Linked DNA regions of Homo sapiens: regions 1 and 3 are each linked to region 2. Evidence: chromatin contacts called from ENCODE Hi-C data. All regions are on one chromosome and are shown on one strand. Each heading gives the region's core, a stretch centred on a gene start or an enhancer-like site at or near the end of the contact. The rest is flanking DNA. Distances are from core to core; before and after follow the strand shown.

Region 1 (4,836 bases), core at 130-2,629, 1.3 Mb after region 2:
GTACCTCACCTATGGGTATATGTTCCAGCCTTGCCACTCTGCCAACCTTCCAACATATCTAAGAGGGAGTAACGTGGAAACAGGGGTCAACAGCATAGTGTTCTAATCTGTGAACAATTTAGCTTGACAATTCATATGTTTACGTGTATCCAGAAATGCCTGCATTAACAAATGATAAATAAGAGAATCCCTCAATAGTAACTCTTTAAATTAACAACACAGTCTGCAGTAGGGATTTTGCTTAAAAGAAAAAAAAAAGATTTTTTTTTTCTAAGAGGCGTGAGCCTCTGTGCCCGGCCAAAATATTTTTATTAATCAAAAGTCCACCAGGCATGGTGGGTCATGCCTGTAATTCCAGCACTTTGGGAGGTAGAGGTAGGTAGATCATGAGGTCAAGAGATGGAGACCATCCTGGCCAACATGGTGAAACCTCGTCTCTACTAAAAATACAAAAATTAGCTGGGCGTGGTGGCACACACCTGCAGTCTCAGCTACTCGGGAGGCTGAGGCAAGGGGAATCGCTTGAACGTGGGAGATGGAGGTTGCGGTGAGCCAAGATCGCACCACTGCACTTCAGCCTGGTGGCAGAGAGAGACTCCGTATCAAAAAAAAAAAAAAAAAAAAAAAAAATCCAACACCATGTAGGAAATAGATAGGTCTTAACGAGATAAACCAAAATCTCTCTTTCTCTCATACACAGACACACACACAGCCTCTCTAAACTGTAATTAAAAGACAACCACCACCAAAACCCACAGCACCAATCACAATGTTAAACGTTAGTGAGCAAGCAACTGGGGGTGAAATACTTTCCATCTTCTTCCTAATCTCCACTAAACACCACTCCCTTCACTCCCAGGCATAAGTCACATCCTGAAATCTCCCCCAGTCCCTACGCTGTAATAGTCCCAGGGCATGAAAAGCTGCCAATGTGAATGCACAACCCAGAAACATAGCAGGACAGTCACGACCAGGCAGGAGCATGCCCTGCTCTCCTGCTCCTCTGAATGTCTGCATCCACTGGTGAGTCCACAAAAACAGAGCTGAGATCCTTAGTGGGAAGGCCCTTCCTTTCTAGTCTTTCAGAGCTGAGATCTTTAGTTAGGAAGGCCCTTTCTTTCTAGTCTTTTTACCTCTTCAGCTAGCTGGATATAGTAAACCAGGGCTTGGTTCCACGGGTGGGGAGCCCTTGTCTCCATACCCACACACCACCCTCAAACCCTCCTCCTGCTGTGCCACCAGCAAGTTACGAATGTTTAGATGCAGGGAAAGTAGGAGTCCCACTTAAGCTACAACTGCCTCCTCCTACCAACTTGTACCGTTGAGCTCCCTGCTACAGTTCATATCCAGTGTCGTCAGAAACAAGGGTAATTCCGTCTCTACCATCAAGTAATACCATCTCACAGAACCGAGACATTCCCTCGTTGGGCTTCCTTAACGCATCACTCATTCCATTGTTGAACTTGTAAAAAATGACTCATCACTAAAATGTCTTGCCATCTGGTAAACTCTATACTTTATTTTTTGGCAATCAGTAGTGGAAAACTTTTCATTCTAAAATAGAAACTTGAAGGATCACTTCCTTAGTCCTAAATTTTGCAAATTATATTTAAAATGAGAAGCACTAGAAAAGAAAACTTGGCTGTGGCTTTGGCCAATCAATCAGAACTGGGAAGCAGTTAAGCAATTTGCACAAAGTCATGGAAAACTTCTCCACACAATGTTAGGTCTAGAGATGATGCAGCAGGGGTCAGCACATCACCAGCCCTGGCATTTAAAGACAAGATGGTATTTCCAACTCTAAGAACTAGCCTTGTTTCCAAGGCAACCTGCCCTTTGTATAGGGGACTCACTTGGGAGTTCATAATCCCTTTACCTGCTGACTTCACAATTTGAACAAGAACCTCAGCAATGACTTAGCTTCCATCTAAAAGCATCACAAGAAAAACTGAGGGCCGTTTAACTACTTTAAAGGAAGAAAGGAATTCAGATGATTCTATTAAGACATGGGCTGGAGTGGGGAGGGTAGATAGAGAAGAAAAAAGTGATTCAGAAAAAAAGAAGAAAGTAGAACTAGGAGTTGCTGCTTAACAGTGATTTATTTTCAAATTAAGATATATCAAACCCACCACTTCTGTTCACTTCAAGTTCTGAATGAAAGTCCAGGTGAAAATGACACACAATGAAAACCTCAAATTCATTCTGACAACCACAAACCAATATTAGCAAAAGATCAAAGTTCAATAAATTTATTTTGTAAAATGTAAGGTTAATATTACAGTACAAAATGACTTTCAGTTTAATTTGCATGCAAGAAGGAAGGGTGTGATTTTTAAATACCCACCCAGGGGCAAAGATGAAAAACTTCATTTTCTGACTCCTTTTTTGCTACTCTCATTATTTCAACACCTTCTACAAAGGAGAGATAACGGTGTCCTTGACATTAGCCTAAATTATCTTCAGTATGCAATACAATACTGATTAAATTAGGCTCATTTTAATCAACTGGCAGGTTTATTCAAAAAGTAACTAAATAATAAAATTCTTTTTATCAACTCTTCATTAGTATAACCTGTTTAGCAATGTTTTTAAAAAACTGAACACAGAATAAATATTGTGTGCCCATCTTTTCACTCCCATATTTGACAGGTAAAAGAAATAACTTGCAAGTTAAATATTTCCCCCAATCCACAAATTGCTTTAATACTGAAATTTAATGCCAATCTTCTGGAAGGTAAATACTAGTGCCATCTAATGGACTTAGTCAAGCACAAAGAGTTTAAAAATTTTAAGTTTTAAAGAAAATCTATTCTAAGGAAAGCCAAACCCTCTACTTGCCTTCATTTGCTTCCCAAGACAACGTCCACACAAGTGACCCAGAATAATGGAGATGGAGACACTTTATCCTGCGGTTTGCCAGGAATTCCACTCATTCTACCACCACAAGGTTGCTAATCATGAATGAGCTCTCAAGATGAGTCAGCCTCAAACAACTCACCAGCTGCGTGGCCCTAGGTAACTTCTTCACTCCTCTGGGCTCAGTAGTGATAGGTTTTGTTTTGTTTTGTTTTGTTTTGTTTTTTCCCCATAAATTTCATTTGATTATGACAAATTGCTTAGGATGTTTCCTGTAAGTAGCAAGTTTTTAAGAAATGTTACTAATATTTGAGAAAGTTTCAAGAGACTGAGGTAATCAAGAGGGGAAGATGAAAGACAACTAAGTTAAGCCATATAGACTTTATCCTGAAAACTGCGGGGTGTCATTAACACACAGCAGTTTAACTTGCATTTATTCTGCACGAGGTTTCAAGGGGTATGGAGAAGGACTAGGAGGGTAAACACTCGTAGCTCATTAGTCTAATAATGAAGAAGTCATGAGGGCCAAGGCTAATGGAAAGGTGGTGAAAAGACAATCAGGATGTATAATTATTCAAATGCAGAATGGAGACTTATTTAAAAGGACTTGGTATGTGGTGGATGGGTGCCATTATGAAGGAAAATGACAGATTTTAGGTGTCTAGGTTTGTCATTTGGGTGGTTGGGCAGAGGACAGGCACAAGGACAAACAAAAACAAAAGATGATGCATTCAGTTACAGGGAAAACTATCACATGCTCTCAGCCAGTTCCTGGGACACAACTGGAGATGGGAGTCCATGGTACAAAAAAGAGTTCGAGGCTAACTACTTGTAATTGGGTGCCGTCCACACTTAGGTACAATTGAAGCCACAGGTTTCATCCAATCTGAATGCGGATCACCCATGGAAATCAGAACTCAAACCTGGGTAACTGCTGAGATTGCAGGTTCCTCTTCCCTTCCTCCAAACCACTTTCAAAGGATTTTGAGAACTGACTAAAGAATATAAATAAAATCAAGGAAACAGGGTTTCACAAAACTAGGGAAAGAAAAGTAGCATGGAATAGCTGGATCAGCAGTACTCAACACCACAAGGAGGCCCATGAGCTCTTTCTCTAACAAGGACACATGTGCATTATCACCCCAGTGCTATTAAACAGGTGACCCTAGAACAATGCAGGGATGCAAACCCCCCACACAGTCGAAATCTGAGTATAACTTTTGACTCACCAAAAACTTAACTACCAAAGCCTACTGTTGACTGGAAGCCTAGCCACTATCATGAAACAGTTAACACCTATTTTGTGTGTTATATGTATTCCACACTGAATTCTTATAATAAAGTAAACCTAGAGAAATGAAAATATTATTAAGAAAATCATAAGGCAAAGAATATATTTTTTACTTTACTTTTTTTTTTGAGATGGAGTCTTGTTCTGTCACCCAGGCTGGAGTGCAGTGGTGCAATCTTGGCTCACTGCAACCTCCACCTCCCAGGTTCAAGCCAATTCCCCTGCCTCAGCCTCCTGTGAAGCTGGGATTACAGGTGTGCACCACCAAGCCCGGCTAATTTTTGTATTTTTAGTAGAGACGGAGTTTCACAGTGTTGACCAGGCTGGTCTCAAACTCCTGACCTCAAGTGATCCTCCTGCCTCAGCCTCCCAAAGTGCTGGGATTATAGGCCTAAGCCACCATGCCTGGCAGAAAATATATTTAATAATCATTAAGTGGAAGTGGACCATCATAAAGGTCTTCATCGTCATCATCTTCATGAGGAAGAAGAGGAGGGGTTGGTCTTGCTGTCTCAGGGGTGGCAGAGGCAGAAGAAGTGGAGAAGGTGGAAAGGGAGGCAGGAGAGACAGGCACCACTGTGTCACTTTACAGAAATACATCACAATGTCTGACTTTTTCTGTTTTTTTTCTCTAAAAATATTTCCATACAATACCAACCCTTCTTCCACTGTTCGATTTAATTACAGTA
Region 2 (4,332 bases), core at 292-2,791:
GCAACAGTGTGAGACTCCATTTCAAAAAAAAAAAAAAAAAAAAAAAGGATAAGATGAATGCTAATTCATAGATCCTTGCCCAATTTGCTGTTTTCAAGGAGGCCAATCAGTGGCCAACTTCAAGGGGCATTACTATGATTTGCCCTATGCTTCTCGCTACTAGGGAAAGAGACATTGTTAATTCTAGAAAATAATAGCACATGTGAACGCCTGTAGTAATTCCTACCCGCCCTAAATTCACAGACATTAGAAACCCTCCCAGTAACACAGCCTCGGAATCAAAGAGAATCTGCAAAGCCATGCAGCCGAAGTGAACTCTGTGATACCTGTGTGATCCTGAATGGGTCCCGTCTTGCTGGTCAACACACTCCACTTGAGCTGCACGTGATTGTCATGTTCCCAGTGGCAGAAGGTCTTGTGAGAGCCCCAGCCAAATTCACAGTTAAAACCATATGTTGGAAACTCTTCAGTGGGTGGGAAGTAAAAATAAGAGACAAGCAAAGAAAGGCAAATTTGATCATTTAGGGTCACAAAGGCCCTTGGTTCACTCATGGAAAGCACGATTTATACAACTTTATGTCTGTTTGAAAATTCCAGGAAAGCCAGGATTACCAAGAAACCAAAAGATGCATGGAGATGTCAAAATGTTTGCAAAACCACATTTAGTAATTTCTTTAAAAATCCAGCTTTAAAAGGATTATGGACTGCCTGTCAAATTGGGTTTACATAAAATCTCCAGGAAGGCTATTTTCTAAAGCACGTGTATTACATTTGCTGCACTCTCCCCATTTCCACAGTATTTAATATGAAAGCCATTCTGTTCTTGAGGATAAATCATATAAGTTGATACCCACCAATGAAAAGAATCTTAATTAGAGATTGACCCATGAAGCCTCAAAAGTGGAAAGTAACTTGGCGAAATGCCTCACCCAGGAGGTTTTCTCTATTTCCACCTCACCAGTTCATGCTTCAGGTCTTTAATGTCAGGGTTAGAATCTCTTAAGCATTTTAGGATTATTTTTTTTTCTTCCATGCCTTCTATAAGGTCGATTAATTTAAGTATAAATTTCTGCTTTTTTAATTTCTAAATTTACATATAAATTGTTCACCCGGCTTAAAACCTCAATGTAAGGTCATCTAAATCCAAAGCCCATTTCAATAGCTACCCGTTTTTACTTCTCTTTTCTTTTTTTTAATGTTCAAAAGGCTTCCTTAGGAATCTGAAAAGACAGCGTGAATGAATTCACGGGAATGACTTGCCTTGTGTGTGCCCTACAAGGTGCTGTTGGACTATGGTGTTTTTAAAACCCACAGCCTGACATTTTACACAGCCTCTTTTTGAAAGGAGCTTAACTTTTAAGTATGGGAAAAATGAAATCATTGCTACTTATTCCAAGTATGACTGTTGTTTTGGTAAACATAAGCTAACAATAAAAAAAATTCTAAAGATGAAATTCTCGGGCTTCTGCCCCCTCCTTTCGTCCTCCTATAAAGAACGAAGCCCGCAGATGCAGCTGTTTTCTCCAGTGACGAAGGGCCTTTAGGCTTGTCACTGACTTTAGGCAGTCCACGAGGTGGCAGCATTGAAACAAACAGGAAGGCGCCTGGGGCATCTGGACCGTTGAACTTAAAAATAAGCCTCAAAAGAATCCCTATGAACAATAAGGGAAGTCTGGTATTAGATGCTGTATTAGGGTCAGGCCAAGACCTTATCTCATTTTGAGCTTCTTTAACTTGCTTGTGTTTATTAACAAAGTATCTCGCCTTCTGCTCTGAGCCTTGTCTCCATGGCCCCTCCCCCAATGGCAGGAGGAATTTTAATGGGAAGATTTATTGAATAGATAAGAATGATTTACTTTGCATTTTTAGTTTATAAGGAACCCTTTTCTAGAGCTAATGTCAAATTTTGGAAGGAATCCACCATAAAAACTGTCCAAATGGAGCAGTTTGGATTCTCCCAATGATAATGTGACCTCCCAAAGGGTAGACAGAGCCAGTTTGGGAAAGTAAACTAGTAAGCTATGTGATGTGTAAAATGTGAGTACTTTCATTTAGTGCAAACAGGCTATATTTCACAGCTGTAGTGTCATCGGAGAGATATATTTCATGTCTAGTCTATCATAGCCATGAAATAGGACTTCTTAAGGCATGGGAAACCCTCTCCAAAATTTACCACTCTTTTCCGCAGCAAGATTGAATTATGTAGATGAAGTACAGTCAACTGAACGGTGACTGAATGATTGAGCAACCTTGGATGCCAACGCCCATGACCCTGAAATGTACTGTTGCATAATCTCATGTTAGAAAATGTTAATATTGGAACATGTTAATGTGTGTGTGGTTTTGATTTTTCTCCTTAAATGTACTTTATAAAACATGCACATTCAGGATAAAGAAAGCCACCCCAGCACACACAGTTCTGCCTGTATTTACTTTGTTAATACATTACATTTATTGTTTATAGAACAGAAAATGACATCATCCATTCTTTTGGCTCTTCATATTCTGATGATACCATAAAATGTAGGAACTTGGATATTTTTGAAATGACCAGGACATGGAACCGCTTTGCCTGAAAAAATGTTTCAGGCACTTCTCGCTTCAGAGAATGACAGTCTGCCTTTACCTTCCAATGTCCTTCCCCATCCTGTACATTTAACCAGGTGAACCGCTCTAAGTTTTTGTATTTTACTGCTCTTTTATCTTCTTGTCTTGATCATGTAACTTGTGGCAATTTGGTTATTTAAAGGATATGTTTTTAGATCAATGCCTTTTGTTGGGGAGGGTTATGGAGTGAGAGGTTCAATGTGGAAACTTCCAGCCTGGCTAGAAAGACAAACACACAAACCACCCATAAACATTTATAGAAAGGGAAAAGAAAGAGAGAAGGACAGAGGAAAGGAGAAAGGGAGAGAGAAAAGGAGAGAAAAAAGCAAATTAATGAATGAAACAAACATATAGGACTACTGACGTTTACGTTTTCAAAATATTACCCAAGCCCTGGCGGGGCACACAACTCTCATTAAATTCAATGGGGGTAATCCAGCTAAATCCCTTCTTGACTCTTAAAAATAGCAGGAAACAATATTCTGAACTTAAAACAAATTTACAGCCTCTGAGAGCAAGTACCAGCTGTGCTTGCCCAACCCATCTTGCCTGAAGTTGGATCATTAGCACCATATGTATGCATAAGGATTTAATTTTTATATCTGGTATTCCAAACTTCTATAGAGCAGTTTAACTCACTTGTTCATAGACTAGTCTTTCAGTCTAAACAAGCAGAGGTGCTCAGGCCCATACAATCGTAGGTGATGAATATACTCCGAACTGCTGCAGGAATGCTGGAGGAGCCTCAGAGGGTTAGAGCTCTCGCCAGAGAGAGCTAGATTAAAAATGTAAGGATCCCATCACTTGCTGGCAGAGCATTAACCAGCTTTTATGCATCTGATTACATAAAAGTATATAAATATTATATGCCCATGGAGTTTATTATATTGATGAGAATCAGCAAGATGAAATAGTAAGACTCTGAGTTGAGTCTATAATAGCAAAATGGAATTATGATGAAGGTTTTGAGGTCTCATTGACTGCTGCTTGTGATGATGCTTGAAGAATCTGGAGCCTGCAGAACAGTGTGGATCAAAGTATCAGGTGACTCAGGCCACTGGGTCAACTCTTCAGAGTTAGACCTGACCCCTGGCTTGAAGCATGCTCAAGTCCCCATGCAATATTCTGGGCATTGACTTAGCCAGAAGGTGACAATCAACAGAAGTCCTTCCAGGAAGGTCAGACAGCCCATTACCCACAAACAGAGCACTTGGAGTCCAGATTCATGACTCAGACAATGGAGAAACAGGAAAGCAAGTCAATTTGAAAAGAACTCTGCACTGACTGTGAAATGCAAACCGGACCTGACCACCCCTGATCAGTAGACCCGCGTGGTTTGGATTGAACTTGTTCAGATGGTGATAGCAACGGGTCCTACTGTTTGCAATTTGCATACCTGCCCTCTGACCACAGTAGACTCTGTGACAGGACCGACTGGCCCCTCTGAGAAGCCATCCCTTGAGTGACCTTGAGATTGTGCACAAATCAAATGTGTTAACAAAACCGCTCCTGCTCTGACAATATTGACCTTCAACATTCAGGGAAGATTACCTAGATTTGGAATCTGATAGAACTTTCCATTTTCTACACAGCTGTTGTTCACTTTTATTTTTTTTAACGATCCCTACCCCCTTTCATAGTCAAGGAGAAGAGAGATGAGATGAAACAAATTAGCTGGCGACTTCATAGTGGCTTTAATTACCTCTCTGGTAAGAGAAGAAACTG
Region 3 (4,810 bases), core at 1,361-3,860, 1.1 Mb after region 2:
GACAGGGGTCTTACTCTGTTGCCCAGGCTGGAGTGCAGTAGTATAATCATAGCTCACTTCAGCCTTGAACTCCTGGGCTCAAGACATCCTCCCACACCAGCCTCCTGAGTGTCTGGGACTACAGGTGCATACCACCATGCCCTGCTAATTAAAAAAAATATTTTTAGGGACAGAGTCTTGCTATGTTGCCCAGGCTGGTATCGAACTCCTGGCCTCAAGTGATCCTACCACCTCAGCCTTCTGAGCAGCCTTACATCAATTTTTTAATGTTAACATGCTTAAATCTTTTTCTCTTAACAAAGGTAAGGGATCCCTGAGAGGGAAAAAACATTTTAAAATAGTAATTTTAAAAAGACTTATACTATCTGATATGGTTTGGCTGTGTTCCCACCCAAATCTCATTGTGAATTGTAGTTCCCATAATCCCCACGTGTCATGGGAGGAACCAGGTGGAGATAATTGAATCATGGGGGCGGTTTCCCCCTCCTGTTCTTGTGATAGTGACTTAGATCTCACAAAATCTGATGGTTTTATAAGGGGCATCCCCCTTTGCTGGGCTCTCATTCTTCTCTTTTCTCCCGCCACGTGAAGAAGGACGTGTTTGCTTCCCATTCTGCCATGATTGTAAGTTTCCTGAGGCCTCCTTAGCCCTGTGGAACTGAGTCAATTAGACCTCTTTACTTTATAAATTACCCAGTCTCGAGTATGTCCTTATAGCAGCATGAGAACAGACTAATATACTGTCTGATACACTTAATATATTGTGAAACAACAAAACCAGTTGTCTTATACTGACTAATAAAACACTAGAATAATATTTCCCTAACCAACAGACACAAACACATCTCAACAGATACTCACTCAAGTAATGTTCAGGCTTTCATGGATATTAAAGCACCTACAATTATTGCCAATGCAGAGAGATGCTCTTAAGCCAAATATATCTAGGACAGCTCTCATCAGAAAGCAAACTGCATTTTCCTACTTCATTTGCAGTATCTGTCAATAAAATCGGTTTCAGATATATAGTATGCCTAACGCTTAATTTTCCTCAAGTATTCATCTATATTTTTTCCTTTTTTTTTTTTTTTTTTTTTTAGAGACAAGCTCTCACTCTGTCACAAAAGCTGGAGGGCAGTGGCACAACCACAGCAGCTCACTGCAGCCTCGAACTCCTGGGCTGAAGTGATGCTCTTGCTAAAGTGTTAGGATTACAAAGTGTTAGGATTACAGGTGTGAGCCAACACACCCAATCAAGTATTTATCGAAATAGTTAAGTTCTACAAAGCAGGTTAACAGATTCTTAAAAATTCTCATTTACCTGTGCAATGAAAATTTTTTTAAAAAAACTTGAAACTTAGCCTATTGATTAGAATTGACTTTTCTAAAGGATTCACGAGGTCAAAGAAACATGAAAAATGCTGCTACAGGATAGAAAAAATGTTTCTCTTAAAAGGTTAATTTTTAAAAGACAATCTTTGCATGACAATAAGTGATCTAAATGCAAAGATTAGTGTTAGGAAAACAAACATGTATCACTTGCTGAAAAGGATCCTACCAACTGAGATGACAAAAAGTTCAAGTAATTACCCAAAGCAGGTATTACTGAGAACAGCTGGTAAAATTAGAAAGAGAGGAAACGGCATGCAGAAAATCCACATAAACTTGCAAAATGACACACCAAGAATGGGGAGTATCCCACTGAAGGACACAGATAGTTCAACGGTCTGGTATTGAAAACACAAGGCTTTGAAAGATGATTAGAACATTGAATAATGGAAAGTTTCAGATCATCTGTTTCCTAAGGAGATTTATAAATATTCCTTCTATACTGGGAGGATTTAATAAGAAATTAATTAACTTTTACATATTTCCACTAGAAGCATTCAGTATCCCTGGAAATGTTCCCAAGCACAACTTACTATGCAGATATAGATAATAATATTGTAATAGCTTTCAATGGCTGAATAACTACAAAATACAAGCCAGCTAACATTATAAACCTCATTTAATAGAATGAATAACATGAGGAGAATATTATTTGAGAGTTGGGAAATTTGGCCAGATATCATAGCTAATATTTCATGTTTCAGAACATCTTTCCTTCTTTCTGTCCCTCTTTCCCATTTGTCTGTTCACACAGACCTGACCGTGATCCAGAAAACATTTAATATGATTTTCTAAGAATGCATAAAAATGCAAAATAAATAAAAATGAAAATAGATGTCAACTTCTTAAAAGTACATAGGTGTGGAAAATGTGTACTTTATAGGAAAAAAAATGATTAGCACAGACCAGTATGTTAACAGTGTGTTAATACAGATAAATTTTTGTTTTCTGATTGTAATTTTATGGGTTTCTCCCAAATTTTTCTGTAGTTTTTAGTATTAGAATAAACTTAGAACTAGAGCTTAAAAAGGTACATTTTTTAAACAAGTGAGAAAGGTGGGAAAGAGAAAACTGAAAAAGGAGGAGCAGTGGTAAGCACGCACTTTCATAAGTCCACAAAACAGAAGCCAGAAAGTAGAGACAGGTTACAACACTGCTTTAAACTTGCTCGCAGTTCTGGAAAACAATCAACTCCGGTTTCCACAGCCAGTTAGAGGAGTAAGCTGAACACCGCTGAACCAGGAGTCAACGGTCTTTACTTGCCCTTGGTATTTCCCCAGTGACTCAGAATGTTGTGGGATGTCAGTATTCCAGGAAAAGCAAAAAGTGAGGGGTTGAGAGGATGTTTTGAGAATAAATAAGTTTGGAGAATGGTGACTCTCTGTTCCTATCTTGGTGACTCATAATGCACATGAACTTGGTAGAATTTTGAGAAATAACAGAGTAGAAAGATACGCATATACTGGTTTAAACAAGTGTTTCTCAAACATACTTGTAAACAGAACACATTCTCTGCTGCTGAACACTGGGCAATCCTGTACCACATAGTGTATATACTACCATTTAAAAATACATGGAGGTATCACTGGAGCAAAAACAACAGAAAGCCAACGTGTGATGCTTGGTCGACAGAGAAATCTATCACGGGGCTTTGTATGGGAGGCTAAGTAGACCTGAAGTTACGTAGATCACTTAATTGGAACATGTTCTGTTTTGAGTTTGGAGCCTAAACCTTTCATGTGGTGGAAATGAGCCAGTAGAGGCGCTGTCCCTAGGCATGCCTGAAACACAAGTCAGAGGCACGAAGCACTGAATTCACATTTTTGCTTAGTTTCTCAGTCTGTCTCCAATGTAGCCAACAGCATCTCTGAAAAAATAGGGTACCTAGGTTCAGTGCTCCAGAATGAGAAGTCAAAAATAGCATGTCGGAAAACCTGTTAACTTCCCCCTTGGTATCACGCCCAGACTCCCCGCTTCTCAAGAAGACCATACTCATGGAGGCTCTAGTCTGAGGCAGGGCAGGGCTAGTAGAGCAGAGCACAGATCCATACAGTGATCTTCCTAGTCCATTTCTCCCATATGGATGGCATTTACTCAAGACCCAACCTCACAGTGTTGGTAGCAAGTGACAGAAAGGGAAGGAAGTTAGCAAGAATGAAGTCAAACTTAATCTTGGACCCGGCTCAGAACAATCTAGTATATTGTCACCATCTAAATAGATCTTAACATTGAAGAAAAAACATTTAAAATTATATTCATAGCCCTTTTAGTTTTTCAATATTTATATCTTGAGCAATATTCAAGATTCCCAGATGTACACAGGCAAAAAAAGTTCTGGTTTGTGGACAATCATAACTCATGGGGGAATGTTGGGTTTTCTATTTTTATATGGAATTAGCCAAAATAATTTTTGGAATTCAAATAGCTACAGTGGTAAATAATATCCCGAGAGGTATTTCACTACTAGTCAGCAGTGAGGGAAAGGTTGTAAGGAGAATATAAGTAGTGGTTTATTTATTTTTATTGATTACTCCAGTCAAAATTTTTTCAAGGAAGCTGCAGTTTCCATTCTCAAAAAGAACACTGCCAATACCACAGACAGAACAGAAAGAACGACATATGGAAGAATGCTTGCCCTATTAAAATACAAGTGCCAAACCTACTCCACCTCCTAGTTCAGTCCGTTTCTTGCATTCACTTGCTCTATTACAAAATCCATAAGTTTAAATAAAACATACTTGCAAAAAGTTGTTATTGAAATACAAAGTCAAAGTATAATAATTTTCTTAAATTATGAGCCTAATTGACTTTTTAATGGACCATTCACTTATTCCTTGACCCTGAAAGATTTTTATTTTAGGCCTCCTGTACATTGTAAATTCATTATGATCAACCTAGTTCCCAGAAGTATTGCATCATTAGAGGTACAGAGATGGAAATTAAAAGCAAAACTGAGAAGTGAACTGTGCCTTAGGCAAATTAATAATACAAGTGAAACCATTATGTAAAAATCATTGTTTGGCTGGAAATATTTGACTAAGCATCATAAAAGTATTTTGGAAAATGTTGATAGAATTCTGCATGGAAACATAGCAGTCACCTTAAACTGCAAGGAAGAAATGTTTAGAAGATGAAAAATAGTACAGGATTAATGAAGCTATCTATCCCCTGTGGCAGGTATCAAGATATAGGGGAGGTATAATGTTTCTGTCGCTCAGATTACTCTCTAAGTAAATTACATATTTGCCTGTGGATGAATCTGAGTTCACACATTTACCTGGTATAGTCTCCTCCTTTAGGGAGAAGAAACTCTTCTAGGATAGAAGTTTATACTTCTGAGTCACTAAATGCTATGGCACACACACTAAGGAACACTATGCACCCAAACCCAAAAATAGTGAATTTACTAATAAGTTTGGGA

What was found. A loop is a pair of places that touch in the nucleus more often than their neighbours do. Pooled maps may share reads with other maps.
Region 1: a map of endothelial cell of umbilical vein shows a loop between it and region 2 (3-fold over the local background). The contact joins two enhancer-like sites. A Hi-C loop is called at or near these places in 1 of 168 maps with a recorded cell type or tissue (endothelial cell of umbilical vein), 5 of 37 single-sample maps with no recorded cell type and 8 of 50 pooled maps.
Region 3: a map of ascending aorta shows a loop between it and region 2 (2.4-fold over the local background). The contact joins two enhancer-like sites. A Hi-C loop is called at or near these places in 1 of 168 maps with a recorded cell type or tissue (ascending aorta) and 1 of 50 pooled maps.

What each region holds. Positions count from the first base shown.
Region 1 is chr10:34,525,477-34,530,312 of GRCh38, forward strand. The region is part of intron 2 of PARD3 (par-3 family cell polarity regulator); the gene reads right to left. Among named protein-coding and RNA genes, the nearest start is that of PARD3, 290 kb to the right of the region's middle. RefSeq lists enhancers at 524-1,279, 2,670-3,245. Within about 2 kb of position 1,380, at least 9 of the 41 ENCODE cell types and tissues checked have a DNase peak (open chromatin) inside an H3K27ac peak, as active enhancers do; they include endothelial cell of umbilical vein, where a contact is called at or near this core.
Region 2 is chr10:33,191,955-33,196,286 of GRCh38, forward strand. NRP1 (neuropilin 1) reads right to left here. Exons shown (of 17, transcript NM_003873.7): 13 at 327-464. Among named protein-coding and RNA genes, the nearest start is that of IATPR, 77 kb to the left of the region's middle. Within about 2 kb of position 1,542, at least 17 of the 41 ENCODE cell types and tissues checked have a DNase peak (open chromatin) inside an H3K27ac peak, as active enhancers do; they include endothelial cell of umbilical vein, where a contact is called at or near this core.
Region 3 is chr10:34,278,066-34,282,875 of GRCh38, forward strand. The region is part of intron 21 of PARD3 (par-3 family cell polarity regulator); the gene reads right to left. Among named protein-coding and RNA genes, the nearest start is that of LINC02629, 380 kb to the left of the region's middle. Within about 2 kb of position 2,611, at least 11 of the 41 ENCODE cell types and tissues checked have a DNase peak (open chromatin) inside an H3K27ac peak, as active enhancers do.